4 separate regions of the Homo sapiens genome follow, and all the other regions are linked to region 1. The links are chromatin loops, found by intact Hi-C in ENCODE. Cell type or tissue: ascending aorta. All regions are shown on one strand. Each heading gives the region's core, and the rest is flanking DNA. Links, peaks and the distances in the headings are about the cores only. Region 1 has its middle 24 kb from the start of TXNRD3. Region 2 overlaps LINC02034 (long intergenic non-protein coding RNA 2034). Region 3 has its middle 16 kb from the start of PRR23E. Region 4 overlaps CHCHD6 (coiled-coil-helix-coiled-coil-helix domain containing 6).

Region 1 (5,819 bases), core at 541-5,540:
AATATTTGAAAAAAATACATATACACATTTATTTGTATACACACATGTGCATATATATCTATCTCTATATGTATAATAAAATTTCCCACAGTATGGGACAATTAGGTAAAAAGGTTTTAAAAAATGAGAGAAAATATAAGAAACCAAGAAAATCAATCCATGAGGTTGAAATGCCTAATAGACTCAAAAATAGAGGACAGAGAGAAAGGGGCATAAATAGTAAAATAATAATATAATAATAGAAGACAATTTCCCAGAACTGAAGCACCTGGGTCTTCAGTTTGAAGGGAACTCAAATGCCCAGCATAATGAATAAAAAAAGGCCCATGGGACATCAGCACAAAATTCCAGAATATCAAGAATAGTGGAAATATCCTACAAGCTTCCAAAATAGGTGGATGCAGGGAAGGGACATTTTGGCATCAGCTGCCTCATCAGGTACTCAGGCTGCCAGAAGAAAGTGAGGACTGTCTCCAAATTTCTGGGGGAAAGGAATTTTGAACCTATACATCTAGGACAAGCCAATGTTTAAAGGCAAATAGATCTTTTCAGATCTGAAAGGACTCAAGGTTGACCTTGCACACATTTTGAGAAATTATTTGGGGTTTCTCTCCACCAAAAAGGGGATGCACCTTGAGGAAGGGCTCCAAGAAGAAAGTGAGTCCATCCCAGAAGGATAAGGAGTAGCAGTCCTTGGGTGACAGCCAAATAGCAGTTAGAGAGTGACTGATCCAAAGAGAAGGAGCGAATTGTCCAGGAACAAACCAGAGACTATAGAGCAGCCTCTCCTCCTTGGTGGGGGGAGTTTGCCCAGCAGAGCCTATCCTCAGCTTATTTCCAGGGTCTGCAAGGGTGACTTTCCAGCAGGCTGCCTTCCCAACACCCAGCCCCCAAGGGCAGATGGTGGAGAAATAACCCACAGACATGTAACTACCCAGATGGATGACCTTGATCAGGTCCAGGAACAGAAGAATGAAGGAAGAAGCAGAAGAAAGGAGGTGAGCAGGGGTACCAGTTAGCTGTTGCTGTGTGACAAAACACCCCAAGGCTCAGTAGGTTCAAATAACAACCGTGTAGTACTGCTCATGAGTCTGTGGGCTGGCAGGATGCTTCTGATCATCTGAGCCGGACTCAGCAGGGCTCACTTGGGTATCAGCTACACATCAGCATCTGGGATGGCTCCGCTGCTGCTGAGTGGTATCTTTCTGAGTGGCTAGCAGGCTAGCCCAGAGATCTGAAAGGAAGAGGAAGCATGCAATGGCTGTTACAGCCTAGCCTCAGAACCTGAATCCCCTTACTTCTGCCACATTCTGTGCACCAAAGTGAGTCACAGGCCAGCTCAGATCCAAGGGCTGAGAAATGCACTCTGCATCTTCTCAGGAGTTACTGCACAGTCACCGGGCTGAGGACACATATGCAAGGAGGGCTGCAAAACCATGGCCACTGTTGTAAACAACCTACCATGGGGACGGAAAATAAGGATTTTTTAAAGGTAGCAAAAAGTTACTTCTCTTACCACGTGGGATCTCTTTTCTTTTCTTTCCTTTATTTTTGTTCAAGACAGAGTCTCACTCTGTTGTCCAGCCTGGAGTGCAGTGATGCAATCACAGCTCGTTGGTGCCTCAAACTCCTGGGCTCAAGCAATCTTCCCACCTCAGCCTTCCAAGTAGCTAGAACTACAGGTACATGCTACTGCAACTGTCTGATTCTTTTTTTGTAGAGACAGGGTCTCACTATGTTGCCTAGACTGGTCTAGAACCCCTGGCCTTAAGCCATCCTTCTGTCTCAGCCTCCCAAAGCACTAGGATTATAAGCATGAGCCACTGCACCCAGCCAGATCTTTTTTTCCTCTGTGACCCGGGCAGAAATGGACCATTTTCCAGATGAGAAATCTAGACCTTCTGTGTGGTGCAGACATTGCCGTGTTCATTTCCCTATATTCCACATATAACGAAGTCTCTGGGTGGTCCCAGGCTGGAATCCAGTACATCGCTGGAGCAGAGCATTGGACGGGAAACTCTCCCACTGTGGCACGTGGTGGCAGCCGAGGTCTCCAACTGAGGCTGTCAAGGGAAGGAAGAGCTAGCTCCCCACCCGCGCCCGCTTCTTTGCTGAAGTTGATCTTTCCAGAAACCAAGCATGGAGGTTCTGAGGGTAATGGAAGTGCCTGCTCAGGCGGAAACTTAGAATTATGCCAGCTGCTCCCTTGGCTGCAAATGGAGACCTTAAGTCACCTTGGAACAGACTCGCCTTATTATCTCTGGAATCTCCTTAAATTGTATAAATGCAAGGCAGGCCGTCACTGCTTTTTTTGAGAAAGGGTGCAGATTGACCCTCGCTTTCTCTGACTTGGAAATGTCTGCCCTTCCAAAGAATCCTTAATACACAACGTCAGGGAGAAGGGGGTGGCAAATTCACCCAACGGCCAAGAGCCTGCCAGAAAAAAGGGATTTGGGACTCTGTTCCCTTCTTTTATTGGAGCCAGAGGCTCTCAGAGAGGCCCCCGGCGGGAAGGGTGGCCAGGCCCCAGAGTGTACCTCTCTGCAAGAGAAGGACAGAGTCTGGCTGGGGGTGGCCTGAGCAGCCGTGCAGCCTCGGGTTCTTAAACAGGGTGTGGCAGAGGCTCAGGCCCTGTGAGCAGCCAGGCATTCAAAGAGCTGTCGGCTTAGAGCCTCCCGGAAACACCTGCCTCTGGGGTTCTTGAACAACTTGCGCGGCCGGGAAGCTTGTACGCCCAAGATGCAGGATGCCTGTTAATCGGAGCAAGCGGGAGGACGAAAGGAAACCATGTGGCAGGAGATGGGCCCCTCTGTGTGCGCAGCTGGACTCGGCCCTTTGCTCGGATCCTAGCACTCATGACAGCTGGCCTCACGAAGAGGTCCTCTGGTTGGCCTCTGCCTCTCCGATTCCCGCACCCCTTAGAGCTAAGGCCTCTGGCACTCCTCTCTACGACCCCACGGTCCTTTCTCTGCACCACCCCACGGTCCTTTCTCTGCACCGCCCCCACCCCATCCCTGGGCACAGGGCCTGGCATCAGTAGAGGATTCTTGCGCGAATTCGGTGCACGCCGAAACATTCTACAGAACCCATTTCCACTTTCAGCTGCGTGGGCCCGGCAGGAACGCGCTCTTCCTCGCGGGCCAGGCAGGCAGCCCCTTGGGCTGGACGCAGGTACCTCCCCACAGGGCTTCTCAGAGCGCCAGATCGCAGCATGCACTTCTGAAGGCGGCCGCGAGGTGGCACTGCGGCTTCTTGGGAAACAGACAATGCGAGGTCTCCTTTCAGAGGATCTGGCCTGGGCTGCCCACTGACCCGCGCAGGCGACGGGGACGGGGCACGTGCCTCCCAGGCACTGTCAGTCGGCCACCCACAGGGACCCAGCACCTCCAGGGCCGGCCAGTCCTGCCCAGAGTGGTTCCCAGGGGAGCTGTGTTCCAGCTCGGTGCCTCCACCTCCAGGTCTTGATTTCCTCTTAAAATAAGGAGGATGACACAGATTACAAGGCAATGAATAAGAACACACTCTATGAACTATAAAGCCGGGCAGAAATGCCTGCTGTGGATGCAGGGATGAAGAGGGACAGGAGAACCCAACGCTGCTCTTAAGGAATGTCCTGGGGGCACGACTAAAACTCACCATGGGCCGAAGGCAGGGTGAGGCTTCGGAAGTGTGAGAGGCTCCGAAGGCATCCTCCTAAAAGGGAACCATAGAAACTAACAAAGCTAAGCGCTTTGCAGCTGGAACTCATTGAAGCCTCACATCTGCCTCTGATTCTCTGTAGATTCTCTACCTTAATTATCCCTATTTTACAGAAACTAAGGCCCAGGGAAGCTGTGACCTGGGGGAGCCCTCATGTTAGTGAGTGGGCAGGAGGGATGCAGAACTGGAAGTGGGGAGAGGCACTGGAGGGAGATGGGATGGAGTGAGAGAGGGCAGGAAGGTGAGAAGGATGCCTGCAGGAGGGAAGCAGGGGCAGCATGGGGCCCTCGGCAGCCCACAGCTTCTTTCCTTCTCCTCCCAGGAACTCCATCAAGGTCCCATAAAACTGGGGCCGGCACATTGGCCTCTCAGATTTGGTTACTATTCACTTGCAGAAACCACGTAACCTATAAGAATGCATTTTATTCCTCCACGGCAAAGGTATTGTCTGCTGGTAAAAGCTGCAGAGTAGTAGTTATTGGAGGTGCAACCGGTTTCTGCAAGTTCTGATATCTGGAGACAGATCAGAAACTAGGAGTCACTGGGAGCTGAGTAACTTGATTATTCCACTTCATGTGGTTTCAATTATACATTTATTTATCTCACAGCATTATTTGTGCTTCTCATCCTTCAAACGTGATGTGTGGAGCAGCTGAGAATTTTCCGAGAGGAGATCTGAGTGTGCTTCTTCCTGCCTGTCTTCCTTCCTTTTTAATGAATACAATAATTAGTGGCTAAATAAAATTCGCCCACAGGATAGGTGCATACAACTGCTTCATGAATTGGCAGATGACAGTAACGGGCAGCAAGCCTGGAAAACCTATCACACAGGCTCAGAGCACCTCTTTTGTCAACTTATGACGAAGAACATCTATAGGCTCAGGAAAGAAAATTCAGCAGCCAGGGAGTGTGGATGAATTTCTTAGGTCTGGCAGACAAGATGTTTATGTCACACACAGGACTGAAATTCTAAGCCGCAAAGATATCAAGCCTGGGCTTGGAGGAAGATCTGGAGTTTTCTTCATTTACAAAGTCTGTGAATCCTGGATTATCCCACACTTATCCAAGACACAGGGAAGCAAAAGACACAAGGCTTTTCTTATGAAAAGCAGAACAAGGAAGACTTGGGAGTCCAACAAGTGAGGTTCCAAGACCCAGCCTGCAGGAGTACGGCTAGGGCTGGAAGTTGTTGCCCATCCCACCAAGACTTGTAGGCCAACCCAGTGTATCCACACTCAGTCTCTCAATGGCAACCACTGATCTTTTTTTCTGTCCCCATAGTTTTGCCTTTCCCAGAATGTCATAGAGTTGAAATCATCCAGCCATGCTCTGGGATAATTCTTCTGTTATAATCTTCAGATTGTCAATTTCATTTTCAGCTATATTCAGTCAATTTATCAGCACATCTATTGAGATTGTTTTTCCTAATTTGGCAATCAAGCATTTAATACCTTTTTTTAAAAAACAATAGAGACAGTGGTTCGCTATGTTGCCATCTCTTCTGATACTCTTCCTCAGCCCCCTTGGGCCCCTGGTCCTCCAGGGACCACTTATGCTGCAGCATCTCTGCAGGTCACCCTCTCTCTCAGCAAACGCTGACCTTTCCTTTTGCATTCCAGGCTCTGACATGCATAGCATGTGGATTTTAATTTCAGGAATCCATAGCTAAGTTTTTTTTTGGAGGGGACACTGGCCAGACACAGATGCAAACAGGCACAAAATTGTGCCAGCCCCATGGTGGTTTGTGGGGGATTTGGGGACTTTGGGGGACCCAGTCTTCTAGCTCTATTTGCAATGCAAACACAAGGTTTCTACCTAAAGGGTATTGTTTAGTGGGGCTGACAGAGGTTACAGGAGGGATGGTAAAAGTCCCCCAGCCGCCAAGTGGGGTGGTCCCTGTTCTGATGCAGGATTCTGATAGTGACCTTGAATACAGAGGAGGTGACCCTCTCCTTGCTCCTCACCTTGGTCAGCCACACCAACAACTGCTCAAAGTGCATAGGGTATACAGAGGTCTTTCCTCAACAATCTGCGCCATTTGGCCAAGTAGGCAACTAGAATGACCACTGAAAACTCAGAGGAAGAGTGCCAATTTATAGCTCTCATTATAGTGTAATGTT
Region 2 (5,819 bases), core at 591-5,590, 860 kb after region 1:
ATGCATAATTCAAAATAGGCATATTGACCAGATGCAGTGGCTCATGCCTGTGATCCCAGCACTTTGGGAGGCCAAGGCAGGAGGATTGCTTGAGCCCAGGAGTTTGAGACCAGTCTGGGCAACATGGGGAGACCCTGTCTCTACAAAACATTAAAAAAAAATTAGCCAGAATAGTGGTGTGCACCTGTGGTCCCAGCTACTTGGGAGGCTGAGGTGGGAGGATCACTTAGGCCCAGGAGTTGGAGGCTGCAGAGTCGTGCTCACACCACTGCATTCCAGCCTGGGCGACAGAGTGAGACCCCACCTCAAAAAACAAAAAACAGGGGTATTTTGCAGGCAGCATCTAAAGGCCCAGCTGCTGGCTTGGCTGTGGCCTTTGAGAAAATGAGCACAGTCAAGATGGAAGTACAGATGTGGGCAGGCCCTGTTCCAGCCTCCAGATGTTTCCATCCTAGCACTGGTAAGGATGAACTCATTTGTTGAAGGGGGAAGTCATGTGCTCCAGGAGGGCAAGGGAATGGGGCATTGTTGAATCCTGCCTTATCCCTGAGCCCCCACAACTAGAGAAATACGAGTAACACCAGTGGAAAGGCTGCCTTCCTTCCATACCTGTGGCCACTAGGTGCTCTCAGCCCTGCTGCAGGCTAAGGGCGTGGCCACCCCCTGCCCAGGTAGCCTACAAGGAGGTTTGTGCCAAGCCCAGAGCCAGAGCAAGAGCTGGCTCTGCCTGGAGGAGCTCATGCGAGTTGAGGAGATAAGGCACAAAATAATTAGTGAGCAGAGTGTATAATTAAGCGCTAAATTGTGTGTTTCAGACTCACTGAGCTGTGGGAGTGTGAGGTGGGGGAGTCACACCAGGCTGGAGTGGCTGGGTGAGGCAGCTTCTGCAGGTTGGGGGCACGACTAAGGGGGGCAGCCCAGAGAAGGGACAAGGTTCCAGGTGGGGGCAAGGCAATGGGGCGAGGGGTGGCAGGAGCACAGTGAGGTGCAGAGAAAGGGAAGAGAGCGGCCATCAGTGTGATGGGGTCTGCAGGTTGGGGCCCCAAGACTGCATTGGGTAAGCAGTGGATCCCAGCACCTTGTGATACGCTGGGCCTCATGTACCACATCTGTGAAATGGGGATGCTGGATGTATTCCATGGGCAAGTCTGTGTACAGGTCCAGCCCAGGGTCTGGTACATGGGGACACCCAAGCAGACAGACAGGCAGGCACATAGACAGAGGGGACAGGCAGACAGACGGGAGGAGCCAGGTGGTCAGACAGATGTTCAGACATAGATGGGCCAGACAGACAAGCAAGAGAAGTTCAAATAGACAGCTGGATTCCTGTGTCCCAGCACCTGGCCCTTCCACAGCCCTGACCAGAGCAGGTCCTACCCACCCTCATCCTGCTCTGAGAGGCGGAAAGCCTGGGGCTACCAGGTGGCCCCGAGACTGAGGGCTCTGCGTGGTAGGGTGTCCTTGTTGCAGCATTCAGGAGCTGGGATTCTGGGAGAGCTGGGCTGACTTCAGGCTTTGGGGGCCAGGGCCCAAAAGTTCAAAAGGGCCCAAGAAGATGGAAGGCAGGGATGAGCATGGGTGGCCCTGGGCTGGAAGGAAACCAGGAGGCAGAACCATGAGGGACACATGCAACCTGGCCAGGCTGGGCCCCGGGCGGTCAGGCCAGACACAGGAGAAGGGCAGCATGTCACTAGCATGGCAAAGGATCCCAGCGGCACAGGAGGCTTCCCCTTGGCAGTGCTGTGTTTGCTGCCTGGCTTAATGTGCCGCCGCCTGTTAAACAAATATTGTGACAGGCCCACTCCATACACTCAGGGACGGCGGCGGCACTGGCTGTCACCAAGGGTGGCCAGTAACGCGGGCACTCTGCACCACGCAACCTCTCCTTCCAACTCAGAGCAAGCCTGCTGCCTAAACAAACACAGGGCTTGGCCACCACCAAACACACCCAGAGGAGACACAGGAGTGGGGCCCAGCCTGACTCCAGCACTCCTGCCCCACACATGCAGGCAGGAGGAGGCAGCCCCACAGGCCCCTCTGCCCCACCTGGCACGGACACATCCAGCCAGCAAACACTGAGCATCTGTCACGTGTGGAGCACTGTCCTGGAAACAGGGAAAAGGGCGGAGCTCCCACCTAACAGAGGAGGCTGGCCACGGACAGAAGGAAATACAGCATGCCTGGCGACAATACAGAGCCAGGAGAAAAGCCACAGGTAGAGCATGACAGGTGTTAAAGCAAACTAAAAATGGCCTGAGAAGGACTTCATACTTCTATATGTTAGTCCTTGTGGATGAACTGTAACCTAACTTAATAGGTAGACAAAATTGGAAAAACTGTGTTCAAATAAGGCAAACGCCAACCTATAACCAATCCAGCTGTTTCTGTACCTGAATGCCGATTTCTTTACGTCATTTTCCTATTTTCGTCTATAAATCTTCTTCCGCCATGTATCTGCGCTGGAGTCTCTGTGACTCTTCTGTGATTCTGCGGGCTGCCCGATTCCTGAATCGTTCATTGCTCAATTAAACTTCTTTAAATTTAATTCAACTAAAGTTTTTCTTTTATCACAGGGCAGTCAGGGAAAGCCTCCTGGAGACTTGGGCAAGAGACCCAAAGGAAGTGAAGGGGCGGGCAAGATGGGAGAAGAGCATCTGGAACAGCATGTGCAGAGACCCAGGGCCAGGGCTGTCACTGGCATGTTCCGGGGCTGGTAAGGAGCTGGGTGTGGTGGAAGCGGACTGTGCACCAGGAGAGGGGACCATGAGGCAGAGAGGTCCCCGGCACTCCGTGCAGGCCTCTAGGCCATTGTTGGACTGTTTCCTCTGAGCAGGTCATGGAGTGCGTGGAACAGAGGAGGGAGGGACGGGACCTGACTTTGGGTTTAGGAGGGGGGTCCCTCTGGCTGCTATGGGGCAGGAGCAGAAGCAGCAAGGCCAGCAAGGAGGCTGCGGCAACAGCTCAGGAGTGGTGGGGCGGGTGGCCCACACCACGGTGGGAACAGAGCCGGAGCGGGAGGTCAGATTCTGGGTGTATTTTGGAGGTGGAGGTGGCAGGGTTTCCTCACAGGCCGGATGTGAGGCGTGAGGGAAAGAGAAGAGACGGGGCAGAATGTGCTCATTCACTCATTTGTTCATTCATCCTACATTCACTTTGTCTTTTTGACTAGGTGGGCAGGGAGTGTGGCAGCATTGATGAGAGTAGCTTTGTGGTAACACTCCTCTTAAACATCAAATACGCAGCCTCAGCCACACAACCAAGGAGGAAGCCGCTCTTCCAAGAGTCTCCCATCCTTCTGTCCCTCCTCCTCCAGCCTGAACCCCTGCCCAGAGCACAGGGACAGCAGGGCTCCAGAGCTTCTGACCTGCCTGGGGTGGGGGCAGGCCAGGGAAGGGTTGTGGACCATGGCCACCTGTGAACCCAGTCCTGGAGGGATGCTGGGCAAAGATGAGGCACAGGGCGAAGGTCGGAGGCAGCGGCATGCTGGCCCTTGTGCAGCGGGGCAAGGTCTGGGGCACCGAGCGGCCTCACGCACCTGGCTGGAGGCTCAACTGTCCTGAGGCCGGGCAGCCACTGCAGGATTGTAAGCGGGAGCAATTTTGTTTAAGACATCGCCCTCTGGTGGCCATGTGCAAGGTGGCCTGGAGAGACAGCCCTGGGAGGGCTGTGGCCCCAGCTAAGGCAGGAGGAGGGCTCAATCAGCCATCTGTCACCTCACCACAAAGAGGACAGAAGGCCCTGTGCCCCCTCCCACCCAGACCCTCACACTGCCACTGTGTGCTGAGCCTGTCCCTGCCCCACTGTTCCCTCAGCCCTGGTCCCAACCTCACTGTGACCTTGGGCAATTTCCAACCCTCACAGCCTCCATGGAAGAGCAGGGCCCCAGGGTCTCTCAGCCAGAAGATCTACCAGTCCTAAATCCACACTTCTTTTTGCAGAGCCCAGCAAAACTGGGCAAGACAGGCCTGCACCCCTCAGGAGGGCTGTGTCTACCGTGGTAGTACAGCTGAGCGGCCTGATTTCAGCATTTTTAAACAAAGCCTCCAGATGGACTTTGTCTGCCTGCTGGGGAGGGCTGGGCAGCTGCTGCACTCAGGGACTTTCCTCTAATTGGATCCCCTGGAAAGGAGAACAGCCCCAATCCCAGCCAGCCCATCCATCCATCCATTCATTCATTCCTTGAGAACCCATCATGTGAATCAGGGCCCTGAGCTGGGGTCTGGGTGAGCAGGAAGAGGAAGGGCTGCACAGATGGCGCACACACTTGGGCGGGGAGACCCACGGTCCTAGGCAGGCAGGGATCCGAAGCATCATGAGGAAGGCAGAGATCCAAAGCATCATGCAGGAGGCAGAGTTAAGCAGGGTGGAGCGACCGAGCAAGTGCTTCTCCGAGGAGGTAACATTTAAGCTGAGGCCTGAATGGAAAAATGGAGCCAGCCACACCACAGTCTGGGGAGGTGCTCCCAGAGGAGGGGACTGCAAGTGCAAAGGCCAAGAGACCAGTAGGAATGGGGGCTGTTTAAGGACCAGCACCGGAGAAGGGGGAGGTCAGGATTTCAGCGGGTGCCTCTCAGGCAGGGCCTGTGTCTGTGGCAGGAATAATCTATATTTTACACCATGTGCGCTCGGAGGAGGCTGCTTCAAGCCTGCTGGAGCCGCTCCCTCTGCTGTGGTGGGGACTAATGATACCACTCGTCTGTGCACAGCCGCTTTATTATTACTTATTGGCCCACATGATCCTCCACCAGGAGGAACTGTTAGGCTTATTTAATGGATCAGGAAACTGAGGTTCCGAACAAGAAGCAGAGCTGGATTTGAGCAGAAACAGCCATTCCAGCTGAATTCAGCCCTTAGAACTAGTTTGTTTTACCTGTATAGCTTTGAAAATTTGAATCCGTTGCCAACTCTACAACATTGGGAGCCTTCACGTCGAAGATGTTTTGGCTTTCGGCATCTCTTCAACAGTCTGTGGCACTGGCTATGGCAGTGTGAGCCCTGGCTCTGCACGGGGTTGTCTGCAGATGCCCCTTCAAACCAGAGGTCACAGCCCCCACTCTCCGAATCCCATGCCCCTCTGGTGTCCTGCCCTGCTCCCCCAGCACCTGAGTTTGCCACCTGGGCCACCTCTGCTTGAGGTGGGCTTGAGCCCACCTGCTGTGGTGAGCCCGTCTTGCTTAGCTGACAAGGGACACATACACTAGAGAGTCTCTGAGGGAACAAACAATCCTCCCGCACCACTCCCCACCCCGATTCCACGACTGTCTCCTCAGTTTCCTGCCACCAGACCTGAGACTCCCAACTGCAACTTTCAAGATGTGAATGAATTCAGAGACCCTAAGAGCCAGAGACCATGGATGGGGCTATCCTCCAAGGGGAAACTGAGGCCAGTGGGGTTCGGGGCCGGCCAGCTAGTCACTCCTGGGGCTTCTGGAGACATGCTGTGAAGAAGCACATTCTTCCCTTCACCTTGGGGCTCGGAGCCCCAGCTCTGCCTCCATTTAGCTGTGACACTTGGGCAGCAGGCCTCAGTTTCCCCAACTGTTCACTGACAGAATCACTGTGAAGTTCATGGGGGCTTCTCGGCTCACGTACCCATTGTCTCAGGAGAGGAGCAGCTTGTCTCTCTGGGTTCAAACTCAGCCTCCACTTTTAGCTATGTAACCTTGGGCAGGTAGCTTAATCTCTCTGAAGCTTGGCTTCTTCATCCAAAAAAGGAGACGCATTATTGGGATTATTATGAGATTCCAGGAGATGATTCAAGAAAAGCCCTTAGCACAGAGCAAGTGCTCAGCAAATGTGAGCAAGAGCAGGGAGTTGTG
Region 3 (5,819 bases), core at 484-5,483, 500 kb after region 1:
TCAGGCTGATCCAGTCAAAATTCCAGCTCCTTTGTGTAACGTCCTTCCCATCTCTCTACCTCAGCATTCCCATCTGCAAGTTGGGTGCTGCACTGCACCTCTGCTGCTGGCTCAGTATCCATTCCTTCCTTCGTCCTTAGTAACAAACATTGTTTTGCAGGAGGAGCAGTAGTTGTCTCAGCAAAGGTAAGAAGAATCCCTTTGCCAGTCTTCCTTGCAACTGGGGGCAGCCTAGAACTCCCCTGGGACCCCACTAAGCCAATGGAATGTCCGTGGGGTCTTCAGGGGGCTCTGGGAAGTCAAGCCTGGCACTGGATCCTCCTTCCTCACTCACGGCCTTGAATTTGGCAACTAGAGCCAGCCTGCTGAGAGCAGAGCTAGAGGCAGCCCCTGCCTGCCTCCAGACCCCTCACTGGACGCTGCATGACCACAAGAGGCTGAAGACTCTGTGAATTGGGGTCTTCTGTTTCTTAGAGCTGAGGGCATCCCACACAAACCCAGCAATGTCACCCCCACCAGGAGCACACAGAGTGCCTACTCTGGTGCCCTGCACGGAGCAGGTGCTGGATAAATGTGTGTCCACTCGTGCCCAGCCTGGCTCACCATCCTGCTGGCCTGCACAGGTGCAAGAGAAGCAGGTGAGGCTCCATGCTGTCAGCACATGCTGCGGAACCTCTAACTGCTGCAGCCTGCCCACCAGGGCCAGCCCAGAAACATCTAGTGTGCAGTAGCATGGGAGAGAGAGCCCCAGAGAGGGAGGGTGAGGTGCTCTGTGGGCCCAGCAGCAGTCACTGGGGGTCAACCAGGGAAAGTTTGGCCTTGAGCTGGCCTGGCAGATGGCATGGCTTTGTCATGAGAAAATTCAGGGGAAGGGCAGTCCAGGAAGAAGGTCTGCAGGTAGGAAAGCCCAAGGCAGGGCTGCATACCATCCCCAGCACATGGGGCTATGGAGGGCCCATGGGAGGGCACCTTGACAGAGCAGGTTAGGGTGGGAGCAACCGGATGGTGGGCTGCATTCTGGCTTCATTCTGTCAAATGGCATCCCCACACTTCCGCCATCTGTGTGTTTTGTCAGGGTGTCATACCACCTACGCTATTGTTTACTTCATACACACTTTCAATTCAGTTCCCTTTTATAAACCTAAACAAATGTATCTATGGATCCCGACAAGAAAGCGGAAAGGCAGTACCACTTGCCATCGGAGGTACCTGAGAACACAAGCACAATGAGCGCCTGAAACAGCCAGCGAGCCAACTTGCGATTCTGCCTGCCAAGGCTCTGGCCTGACGCCGGTTTGCTCTCTATTCAAAAGGGAGATTCACACATGTTGGAGAGGTGCGAAAGACAGGCTAGAACAAGCAGAGACTTTCTGAGTGCTGGAGTGAGCAGGCTGGGAAGAGCACTGGACAGGACTCAGCACACTGATGACATGAGGCCTGATTTAATGCAGGGCAAATGTGCATCCCACGCAGAACCTATGAGCAAGAAAATATCATCGGAGAATGGGTTACTGGGGCAGACAGGGTTTGATCCACGGACGGTAAATGAAGATACAAGATTTTGTTGTTGTTGTTTATAGAGTTAGGGTCTGGCTCTGTCACCCAGGCTGGGGTGCAGTGGCATGATTATAGCTCGCTGCAGCCTCTACCTCTGGGGCTCAAGCGATCCTCCCACCTCAGCCTCCTGAGTACCTAGGACTATTGGTTTGTGCAACCACGCCTAGCTAACTAAAAAGTATTTTAGCGATGGGGTCTCATTCTGTTGCTCAGGCTGGTCTTGAATTCCTAGCCTCAAGCAATCTTCCTCCCTTAGCCTCCTGAGTCACTGGAGTTATAGGTATAAGGCACTGCATCCGGGAGAAGGTTCTTCTAAAAGGGAGAGGATGCTGGGGGGAGAACAGGAAGGGGTGAGAGTCAGGGCAGACCCCCCAAGGTATCTGTGTCCTTCTGCCACCTCGAAGGTGGGCTCTCCTTGCTAGCTGAGTGCAGATGGCCTTCAAGGTCTGCTCTTGCTAGAATTCTCTGTCTCCCCCAGTGGGAACTATTCAGGGTCATGGAAATGGAGTCTGAGGGGGTAAGAGAACTGCCTGACCCCAGAGCTTCTGACCCTCAGATCATGTCCATAGAAACTACTGCCCCCCAGCACCAATGGCTCTCCCAGTCTTTCCAAGGAGCATCAGGAGGTGCTTCTAGGATGAAGAGAGACAAAGGGTAGATTGGAGGGGCTGCAGCCCTGTGAGCTTAAGGATACCAGCCCCATGAAAAATCCTAGAATAAACAGTTACATGCACGGTTTGAAGCCAAAAGAGCCAACCACCAGGAGTTGACAGGGGCCCACTAAGAAACATTTTGATGGAAGACCGATATCATGTGCCACAAGTAGATGGTGATCAGATAAACACGAGGAGGATGAAACAATGTCATCCACTACATATCTACCCTGGTTGCTATCTGCCTCCACTTACTGCACTTTTATGAGGCTTAAAGGAGTTTTCTTCAACGCAAAGAAAAGAGACACTTCAGAGCGTATTAGTCTATTCTCATGCCGCTAATAAAGACATACCTGAGACTGCATAATTTATAAGGGAAAGAGGTTTAATTGACTCACAGTTCTGCAGGGCTGGGGAGGCCTCAGGAAACTTACGATGGCAGAAGGGGAAGCAAACACATCCTTCTTCACATGGTGGCAGCAAGGAGAAGTGCAGAGTGCAGGCAGGAAAAGCCCCTTATAAAACCATCAGAGCTCGTGAGAACTCACTCACTATCATGAAAGCAGGATGGGAAAACTACCCCCACGATTCAATTACCTCCCACTGGGTCCCTCCCATGACACGTGGGGATTATGTGAACTATAGTTCATGATGAGATTTGGGTGGGGACACAGCCAAACCATATCACAGGGTAACAGCTGACCTCACTCGAGATTCTTACGGGCAATCAAGAACAGAACAGCACTCTCAGTTATGACTGTTTTTATGAATATTTTTTTAACATTTGTTGGTAAATTCTGGCAAATGCAATAACACAGGAAACTGAAATGGGAGGTAGGACTCTTGTAAACAGCCACGTTTATCTTAGTTTAGTATACTTACATCCCTCTAAAAAATAGAAAACTAATTACAGTGAAGGGACTTCTGTAGGTGGCTGAATATAAGATAAATATATGCAAGTAAATAGCTTTCCTATAAATACAGCAGCCAGTTAAAAACTGTGACAGGCACAGAGATGTGCTGCTCAAATCCCCTTCATAGAGGGACTTCTTGCTCCACCTGCTGGGAATGTAGTCAGCAGCCTTCAGATGCCAGTCTTTTCAGGGACAGCCTCAACGGGAGATGGACAGCCTCAACAGGAGATGGCCACCCTGACCTTCCCAAGGGTGGCCTTCCCAAGGCTGTACACATCCAGTGACTGAGGGAAGCAAGGATGAAACCCCAACTGGACACCTCCAACAGGGTGTTTTAGTTCCTGGGATCCTCATGGGGTCAACTAAGGTCATCAGGCCTGCCTGGCCCATGAGCTCTCTTTTTTTTTTTTTTTTTTTGAGACGGAGTCTCGCTCTGTGGCCCAGGCGGGAGTGCAGTGGCGCAATCTCGGCTCACTGCAAGCTCCGCCTCCCGGGTTCACGCCATTCTCCTGCCTCAGCCTCCCGAGTAGCTGGGACTACAGGCGCCCACCATCACGCCCGGCTAATTTTTTTGTATTTTTAGTAGAGACGGGGTTTCACCATGTTAGCCAGGATGGTCTCGATCTCCTGACCTCGTGATCCGCCCGCCTCGGCCTCCCAAAGTGCTGGGATTACAAGCGTGAGCCACCGCGCCCAGCCCCATGAGCTCTCTTGAACTTGACCTTGACCTCTGTCTGTCCAGTCCTGCTTCCTTCTCCTCTCCCCCATAGCATTGATTCCAAGAGTCAGCTGCCTGGAGAACCCAACATAGAATAATAATGTTTTGGGAAAAATGTCCCCTTAACAATAGCAACAGAAAGTATAAAATAGCCAACAATGAAATATTAAATGAATTTCATAAAGAAAATTAAAACCAGGGGAGAGAGTCCTGCTTCAAGACAATAGGCCATCAAATGCTACAGTTGCCCTGTGATGCTTAATTTTGGTGTCAACATGACTGGGATTAGGGATACCAAGGTATCTGGTAAAGTGTTATATCTTATTTTTGGGTATATCTGTGAGGGTGTTTCCAGAAGAGATAAGCATTTGAATCAGTGAACTGAGAAAGGAAGATCCACCCTCAACAATGCTAGCAGGTACCATCCCATCCTTTGAGTGCATGGATAGATCAAAAAGACAAAGGAAAGGCAGATTCACTCTTTCTCTGTCTCTCCTTGAGCAGAGAAATCCATCTTCTTCTGCCCTCAAGCAATGTAACTCCAAGTTGTCAGGCCTTGGACTCAGACTAAATTATACCATGTCTTCCCTGGTTCTCCAGCTTGCAGATGGCATATCATGGACCTCTGAACCTCTATAATTGTGTGAGCCAATTCTCACAGTAAATCTTCTATCTATCTATCTATCTATCTATCTATCTATCTATCTATCATTTATCTCTCTATCCATCCATCCTGTTGGTTCTGTTTCTCTGGAGATCCTCGACCTTTGCTAAACCCTGGCCTGTGACATACCCCTCTCTGCACTAAATCCATACCAATAAGAAAAAATATTCAACAATTTAACAGAAAATTAACCATCCCACTTGTAAATAAGAAGGGGACTTCTTGGTAGACTTGAAACTGGGAGGAGTCCCCAAAAATGCACAGAATAGATGGGATTATATGGGAGAAAAAACTGCTGGCCGGACAAAGTAATGTCTGCAAATGTCAAATCAGCAAATGTCTAGAGATGCCCATGCTGTCTTCAACAAAGGGAGGAGCCCCTCCAGAGAGAGTTAACACATGAATCTTCAGGAATTTCTAAAAGCTATCGTTAAAACAAACAAACACTACACAATTACATTCAGAAAGATAAAGACTACTACTTCATCCATAAAACAAAGATGGGGGTTATGAAACAGAACTAAATAGAGATGGTGGAAATGAAATATATAACATTCCATGTAAAAGATTAATAGATTGGACACATTGCAGAACAATGCAGCACAAAGGAATAAATAGCTGGAGAGTATGGAAAAATGGGACATTGAGGTTTCAGGGACGTTCAATATCTATCTAGTTGGGATTCCAGAATGGATTAAATAAGAAGAAATATTTTCAAAAAGTAAAACAGAACCTCTAGAACTAAAAAATAAATTAATCTTCAAATCGAAGGCACACACTGAGCAAATCACCGTAAGACAAAAAACTGGCCACACTATGCTCACATTCCATTACACCAAGGATAAAGAATCAACCCTAATAGTTACCAATAAAGAATGTGGGCCATATATAAAAGAATAGTCAGATGAAATCAGCAAAATGAAGGCAAGAAGATAATAAAACAGCATCTTTAAAGTGCTGAGGCAAAATAACTCTGGAGTTGGAATTCTATACCCAGCCACACTGTCAACAAGGACTGATAATAAGATGAAGTATTGGAATATTAAGGTATTTGTATCAGTTTATCACCCTCACAGATCTTCACTGAAAAAATTAATAAAGGAAGTTATCCAGTAATTACAAAAATACAGTAGGAAGCTGTGGAAGCCAAGAAGCAGTGGCAGGCAGAGACACACATGGAAGGCATTAAGCTTGCAGGCGTACTGATTAAAAGTAGTCTGGGATAGGCGAGAAGGGCAGAGAGGGTAAGAAGATGCCAAGAAACTGGCCTCTGCTGAGGAAGAATGACATGGATTCACTCACACAGTAAAGGG
Region 4 (5,819 bases), core at 448-5,447, 67 kb after region 1:
GAGGCTGACAGCTGGGGCTGGGGGCTGGAGAAACTGTGCAGAAGTGCTTTCTCTTCAGCCTCTTGAGGGTCCAGGCTGCCGACCTCAGCTAGGCTCCTTGGCCTCTGAGTGCCCACTGGAGCCCAAGGGAACAGAGCAGCAGGGTTCCTTGAAAATTGCACCAACTGGAGGGGTGATCTGAGCCATCTGAGAGTGGCATTGGAGCAGCAGGTGACACCGTCCCTGACTTCCTACTTTGTTCTTGAGAGAAGTCCAGGCCAGTCTGAGAGTTTTGGGGTTTCTTGTTTTGAACAGAGGTCTTACGTGGTCATATGTGAACCTAATACTGTAGGGAAACCTGATTGGATCGGTGCCATCCCTCCTGGCTCGCATCAGATGGTATGCGCTGGCAGTGAGGGCACAGGTAGTCAGAGGAAGTAGCACCACCCCTTCTGCTGCCATGCTTGCTGTACCCCTGCTCCTCTTCCTTCGGGTCAGTGCCCACCAGCCCTGCCACTCTTCTGTGTGTGGATCAAGTGGGGCAGCCCTTACAGCCCTAGGACAACCTGACAGCAGTATATTTTCCTTTTCTCTCCTGCCAGAGTGAAATTGGGCTGGTGCCTTCCCACTTCTATGCTTGCCTCTAGGATGCCAGTAGGGCTGGGGAGAGGGGAGGGTCTTGGTTATTTTAAGTCTATTTATGCAATTTATTCACATGGTTTTTGGGGAGCTACCATTCTGCTTTTTCCTTTTTGTGGAAAAATGTTTTCAATTTGTCAAGCCGATTGTGTTTGCCCTCTTGGGGAGATGCCATTGCTGGCTACTGGCAAGGTATAGAATCGAAAAGGGTTATTTGGCTGAGAAACATCAACAAGTGTTTGCCGGAGAAAAGTCCGATTCTTTCCCTTACCTTTGTCTACTTGGTGGGTGAGCCAGGGCCCTATCTCCTGTGTGTTGGCTATGAGCTGAGTGCACTTGGGTAGACCAATACATGCACCAGCTAGGAGGAGCTTTCGCTGTGAGTAATGGAAGCCCAGTTGGCAGTGGCTTAAAGTGGAAGTGTATTCTTCCCATGAACAAGACACCAGGGGCAGCCATCCCAGGTGGTTATGGTAGCTTCGTGCCTCAGAGGGATCCAATCACTTCCTGTATTTTTTTTTTCTCCCCGAGACAGAGTCTCATTCTGACACCCAGGCTGGAGTGCAGTGGTGCGATCTCAGCTCACTGCAACCTCCGCCTCCTGGGTTCAAGTGATTCTCCTGCCTCAGCCTCCCCAGTAGCTGGGACTACCGGCGTGCACCACCACACCTGGCTAATTTTTATATTTTTAGTAGAGACAGGGTTTCACCATGTTGGCCAGGCTGGGACCTCCTGTCTTTTTGACTGGCAGTCCTCAGTGCAGCTCTCCTCGTGGTGGCAGAGGGCTGCTGTGCCTTCAGCCATCACATCAATTTTCCAGTCAGGAAGAAGGAAGGGCTGAGAGCCTTGTTCTAGTGAAGTTTTATTATTTTATATGGGTGTGGGAGGGACACTCTTCCCTGGGATTCTCGTTGGCAGAACTGTGTCGCAGGGCCACCTCTAGCTGCAAAAGGGGGGCTGGGATAGTGAGCAGTTTTACCTGGACACGTGACTGCCCCAAACAAAATCAGGATTATGTTATTAAAGAAGAGGGAAGAGGGACTGGATGCTGGTCAGGTGGCGAGGGCACTTTCCATAGCCTTGTGGCTTAGCGAAGCCCAGCGTCCGGACTCTGTTACACCTGGGCTCAGATGCCCCAGGTACTGTCTCTGTGACCCTGGACCCATTATTTAACCAAGCCTCAGTTTCCTCACATGTCAAATGGCACACCTCTCCTGGAGTTGTTAGCATGCTTTCATAATATGTGAGCAAAGCCTTCAGCACATGGTCTGGCAGATGGAAGGTGGTCAATACATTCTTGCCTTTCTGTTATGCCAAATTCCCCCAAAATGCACTAGGAGAGGAGCTACACGGGTGACTAATAGAGTCTAAAGGATAGAAGTGGGTAGTGATTTTCCACCATGGCAAAAAAGGGACAGCGAACAGAGTGCTTTTGAGTGCAGGAATGCTGGCTGTTACCAGGTTGCTAATGTTCTAACCCTCCACCTGGGTTGGCTTCAGGCTTCGGAGGCCCCTGAGTACACCCCTCCCCACCAGGTAGCCTTAATTCTAAAACAGACCTTCCAGATCCCACTAGTTGTTCTTTCCTAACTCTTAAGGTTAATTTGTGCTTGGAGAGGAGATACAGCTATTCAGGGCTGCTGTCTCTGGGCTTGCATTCTTGCTGATGCCAGGACTGGCTTGTTTCACTGACCTTGGGCTTGTGAGGCTAAGTGGGTAGGGAACCCTGGGTGCTTGGCTTCCTGCCCACTTGGGTGTGTTCTTAGCAGAGTCAAGTCACTCCCTGCCCCCTACACTTGGTGGCATCTCCTCCTTCCTTATCAAATCTTGGCGAGGCTTCTCTGGAGGATTCTGGTACTCTGTTCTTGGCTAGGACTTGGGTGGCTGGGCAGGGTGGCTTAGGGGTATTGCTGAGGAGAGTAGAGGTATGTGGCAAAGCCTTTTGCATGACACGTATCAGGTAACAAAGCTCTGAGGCCGCTGGGACTAGACACACTGGGAGTGACAGTCTCTGTGGAGTGGCTTCTACTGGGAGCCTTTGCCTCTGCGCTTGTGCCCACAGGGAAGGGAGCACCTGCACATCAGCCTCGCACAGCGGGCATGGCCTGGGCAGCCTTGCTGGGAAAGTCATGACTTTCCTCTTCTTGATGCAGACTCCCTGCTCTCTCTCCTCTTCCCCTGTTGATTGGGTGCCTTCCCTAACACATACAGCCTCTGGTGTTTTTTCTGCTTGTGTGTAGTGGTTCCCAGGAGGCCTGGCAGCCCTGCCTTGCCTTGGGCCTGCTCCTTCTCTACATCTCCCCTGGCAGCAGTGGCGCTTGGTGTGCGAGTGCATCCAGGGCAGGATCCGCCCAAGAGCCTCTGTTCTTGGGGCTCCCAGGTGTCAGACAATGTTGAACACGGGGCCCATTCTCTAGCTGACTGGTTGGACATGATGTCGGCACCTTATCTTCGTGCTGACACACACTGGACATTAATAGAAATACACCGCCATGTCACATGTGTGGAATTTCAAGCAGCCGCGAGGCGGGTGCTTTCGATAGCCTATTGTGTGCTTAACCTCTTCCAAAGAGGTTTTTGATGAGAAATATGTAGGGCTGTTAACTCCAGGCAGCCTGGCATGTGGCAGGTTTTCCTTTTTTTTCCTTTCCCCTTCTTGATTGTTTGCAGTGCTTCCTTAATCTTCACTCTGGAGGAGTGGGCTTTGCCACTTCAGGACATTTTATTTAATCCGTGGCTGCACAGGCAGCGCTCTGCTGGCACCAAGGACAGCATGGTTAGCCTGGGTGCTGTGGGGCTGTGAGGTGGCCCGGGAGTACTGGGGGAGCCTCTCCTCAGCTGAGTTGTCTGGCCCTGGGTTTTTTGCCCCGATCTCAGCTTTCATGGCTGTGTACAGGGCTTTTGGGACTACTGGTTGCTTCTCTTCCGAGACAGCCTAAGCTTTTGGAGCTGTCTTTGTTTTTCTCTTCATCTCGTCTCCTTTCTCCCTCTCGGGAGCTGCTGGTGATGCCTCAGTTTCTCTAACTGAGGTCTGAAGCCCAGGAAAAGATCTTTACTCAGATGATCTGGGTCTTGGTGTGCTCTTTGTAATTGCGTGTGACTTTGCAGTTATCCTAAGAGAGACTTGTATTTGCAGCTCATTTCTACTGCTTATCTGGGATATCTCCATACACGTTCGGTTTTCCCAGCTGTAAAGTGAGATGATAGTGCAACTCATAAGGTTAGTATGGGGTTTCAGTGAGATAAAATTAAGTGCCTAGGAGAATGTCTAGACTGCAGTAAGCTCTCAACAGAAATTATGTACCTAAACATTTTCTTAGTGAGGCTAAAGGTGAAAAGCATTCATGGCCACTGGCTTCTGGATCATGTTTCTCAGTCTTCCTACTAGTAAGGCTGGTCTTTAACCTTATTCCAATTGCCATTTTACTTCTGATGGCACTTTGTATATCAGAAATCTGCTTTACCTCCATCTTGGATTTCATCATGACTCAATTCTCATGGCCCATCAGGTCTCGTGGTGTGACATGTCTCCCTGCCCACAGGGTCTGTACTGACAGCTAGATATATCCAGCACCCTCCTTCCCTTCATTTCCAGAGACTTCCTCCATGCCCATGTTGCTGGATTCCAGCCTTGGGTGAACCCCACCAACTGCTTTCTCTGCATCTGGGCCTGGGCTCCTGGGGGCCGCTAGAGGCTGGATGGTTGGGTTCTCATGCAGTTCGTGCTCTCTGACCTCCTGGGCGTTACCCTCTCTGCTGCTGCCTTGCCGTCCTCTTGCTGCGCTCCAGCAGCACCCTCCTGTGCCCTCCCCACATCCACTTGTGAGTTCTCTCCATCCTGGCCTCACCGCCCTCTCCTCCTTGCTTCCTCTCCTCTTAAAAGGGGCCTCTCTGCCAGTGACCTGGATCCTGGATCTAGCTCCTCCCCTCCTCTTAGAGCCTGCTCTGTTACTTCCCCACTTTCTCCTCAGATATCCCTGTCTAAAACCAATAGACCTTTCCCAAGCAGCTACTCTGGTTGCCTCCTGGCTCTTCCCTTTCCTTGCCATAGAGTGTCTTGGAATCACAGTGGTAGTCATAATCTTTCTTCTCAAACTCATTACAATTTGGCGTGATCTCAGAAATTACCATGATTGGCTGGGTGCAGTGGCTCACGCCTGTAATCCCAGCACTTTGGGAAGCCAAGGCGGATGGATCACCTGAGGTCAGGAATTCGAGACCAGCCTGGGCAACATGGTGAAACCCCATCTCTACTAAAAATACAAAAATTAGCTGGGCGTGGTGGTGGGCGCTGGTAATCTCAGCCACTTGGGAGGTTGAGATAGGAGACTTGCTTGAACCCGGGAGGCGGAGGTGGCGGTGAGCCGAGATTGTGCCACTGCACTCTAGCCTGGGCAACAGAGTGAGACTACATCTCCAAAAAAAAAAAAAAAAAGAAAGAAAAGAAATTACCATGATCTTCTTTCCAACAAATCTGATAACTTTCCTTCTTCACATTTCCTTCAAGGGGTATTTATCACCAAGTAGCTACTCTTCCTTTAAATGTCCCTTCTGTGAGCCTCTGTGCCTTAGCTATCCTGCCCCCTTTCTGCATGCTCCATCCATCCATTCAAGACATGTTCCCTGAGCAGGGCTGCAGCCCGGGCTGGGCTGGCCATCCAGAAGTGACCCGATCCTGACCCTACTGGAGCCCCTGGTCCAGTTGGAGAAACAGATGTCAAACAAGTAACTATTACCAGCTGAGATAAGCATACTGCTGCAGAGAGAGAGAGAGTGATAGTGATGCCCTAATTTAGATTGAGGTCAGCTAATGCTTCTCTGAGGAGTGGACATGTGAGCCGCGACCTAGAGGGTAAGTGGGAAGGAGACAAAGAATGAGGAGGGGGAGCTCTGCAGTTTGTGGGGAGTGTGCCCCGGCCTGGGTGGTAGAGAGTTCAGTGAGTGAATGCAGCTGCCAGCAAGAAGGGTGTGAACAGTGGGTGGGGACTCATGGGCATGGCAGGAAACTGGGTTTGAGAAGCAGCAGGGAGCATGTGAAAGGTTTTCATAGAGATTCTGGGGAAGATGGCAGAGTGGGCAAGAGCAGAGGCAGGGGAATCAACAGGACTCCCAAGGGCCCTTCAGAGAGATCATGGTGACCCAGACAAAGGACAGTGACAGTATCTGGGGGAAGAATTATGTGGAGAAAGAAATGACACATT

Evidence for each region. A loop is a pair of places that touch in the nucleus more often than their neighbours do. Peaks named below come from ENCODE experiments on the same cell type or tissue, not always from the same donor. Only the 100,000 strongest peaks of a DNase experiment are listed, where the experiment ranks them.
Region 2: it touches region 1 in a loop (10-fold over the local background); 94 of 110 quality-filtered maps call a loop at or near these places.
Region 3: it touches region 1 in a loop (9-fold over the local background); 33 of 110 quality-filtered maps call a loop at or near these places.
Region 4: it touches region 1 in a loop (5-fold over the local background); 29 of 110 quality-filtered maps call a loop at or near these places.

The regions. Positions count from the first base shown.
Region 1 is chr3:126,676,184-126,682,002 of GRCh38, forward strand. No RefSeq gene overlaps it. Among named protein-coding and RNA genes, the nearest start is that of TXNRD3, 24 kb to the left of the region's middle. RefSeq lists enhancers at 2,692-3,298, 2,814-2,913. In ascending aorta, for the core only: a CTCF peak has its summit at 3,230 (motif pointing right); a DNase peak (open chromatin) is centred at 3,238; H3K4me3 peaks cover 782 bases; H3K27ac peaks cover 854 bases.
Region 2 is chr3:127,540,811-127,546,629 of GRCh38, forward strand. LINC02034 (long intergenic non-protein coding RNA 2034) reads left to right here. Exons shown (of 7, transcript XR_007096067.1): 6 at 2,574-2,713. Among named protein-coding and RNA genes, the nearest start is that of LINC01471, 5.9 kb to the left of the region's middle. In ascending aorta, for the core only: a CTCF peak has its summit at 3,634 (motif pointing left); DNase peaks (open chromatin) are centred at 1,984 and 3,621.
Region 3 is chr3:127,174,158-127,179,976 of GRCh38, forward strand. No RefSeq gene overlaps it. Among named protein-coding and RNA genes, the nearest start is that of PRR23E, 16 kb to the right of the region's middle. In ascending aorta, for the core only: a CTCF peak has its summit at 3,276 (motif pointing left); no DNase peak of the experiment used is centred there.
Region 4 is chr3:126,743,560-126,749,378 of GRCh38, forward strand. All of the region lies in intron 4 of CHCHD6 (coiled-coil-helix-coiled-coil-helix domain containing 6), which reads left to right. Among named protein-coding and RNA genes, the nearest start is that of CHCHD6, 42 kb to the left of the region's middle. RefSeq lists enhancers at 2,787-3,486, 2,947-3,241. In ascending aorta, for the core only: a CTCF peak has its summit at 3,097; a DNase peak (open chromatin) is centred at 3,093; H3K4me3 peaks cover 1,345 bases; H3K27ac peaks cover 2,435 bases.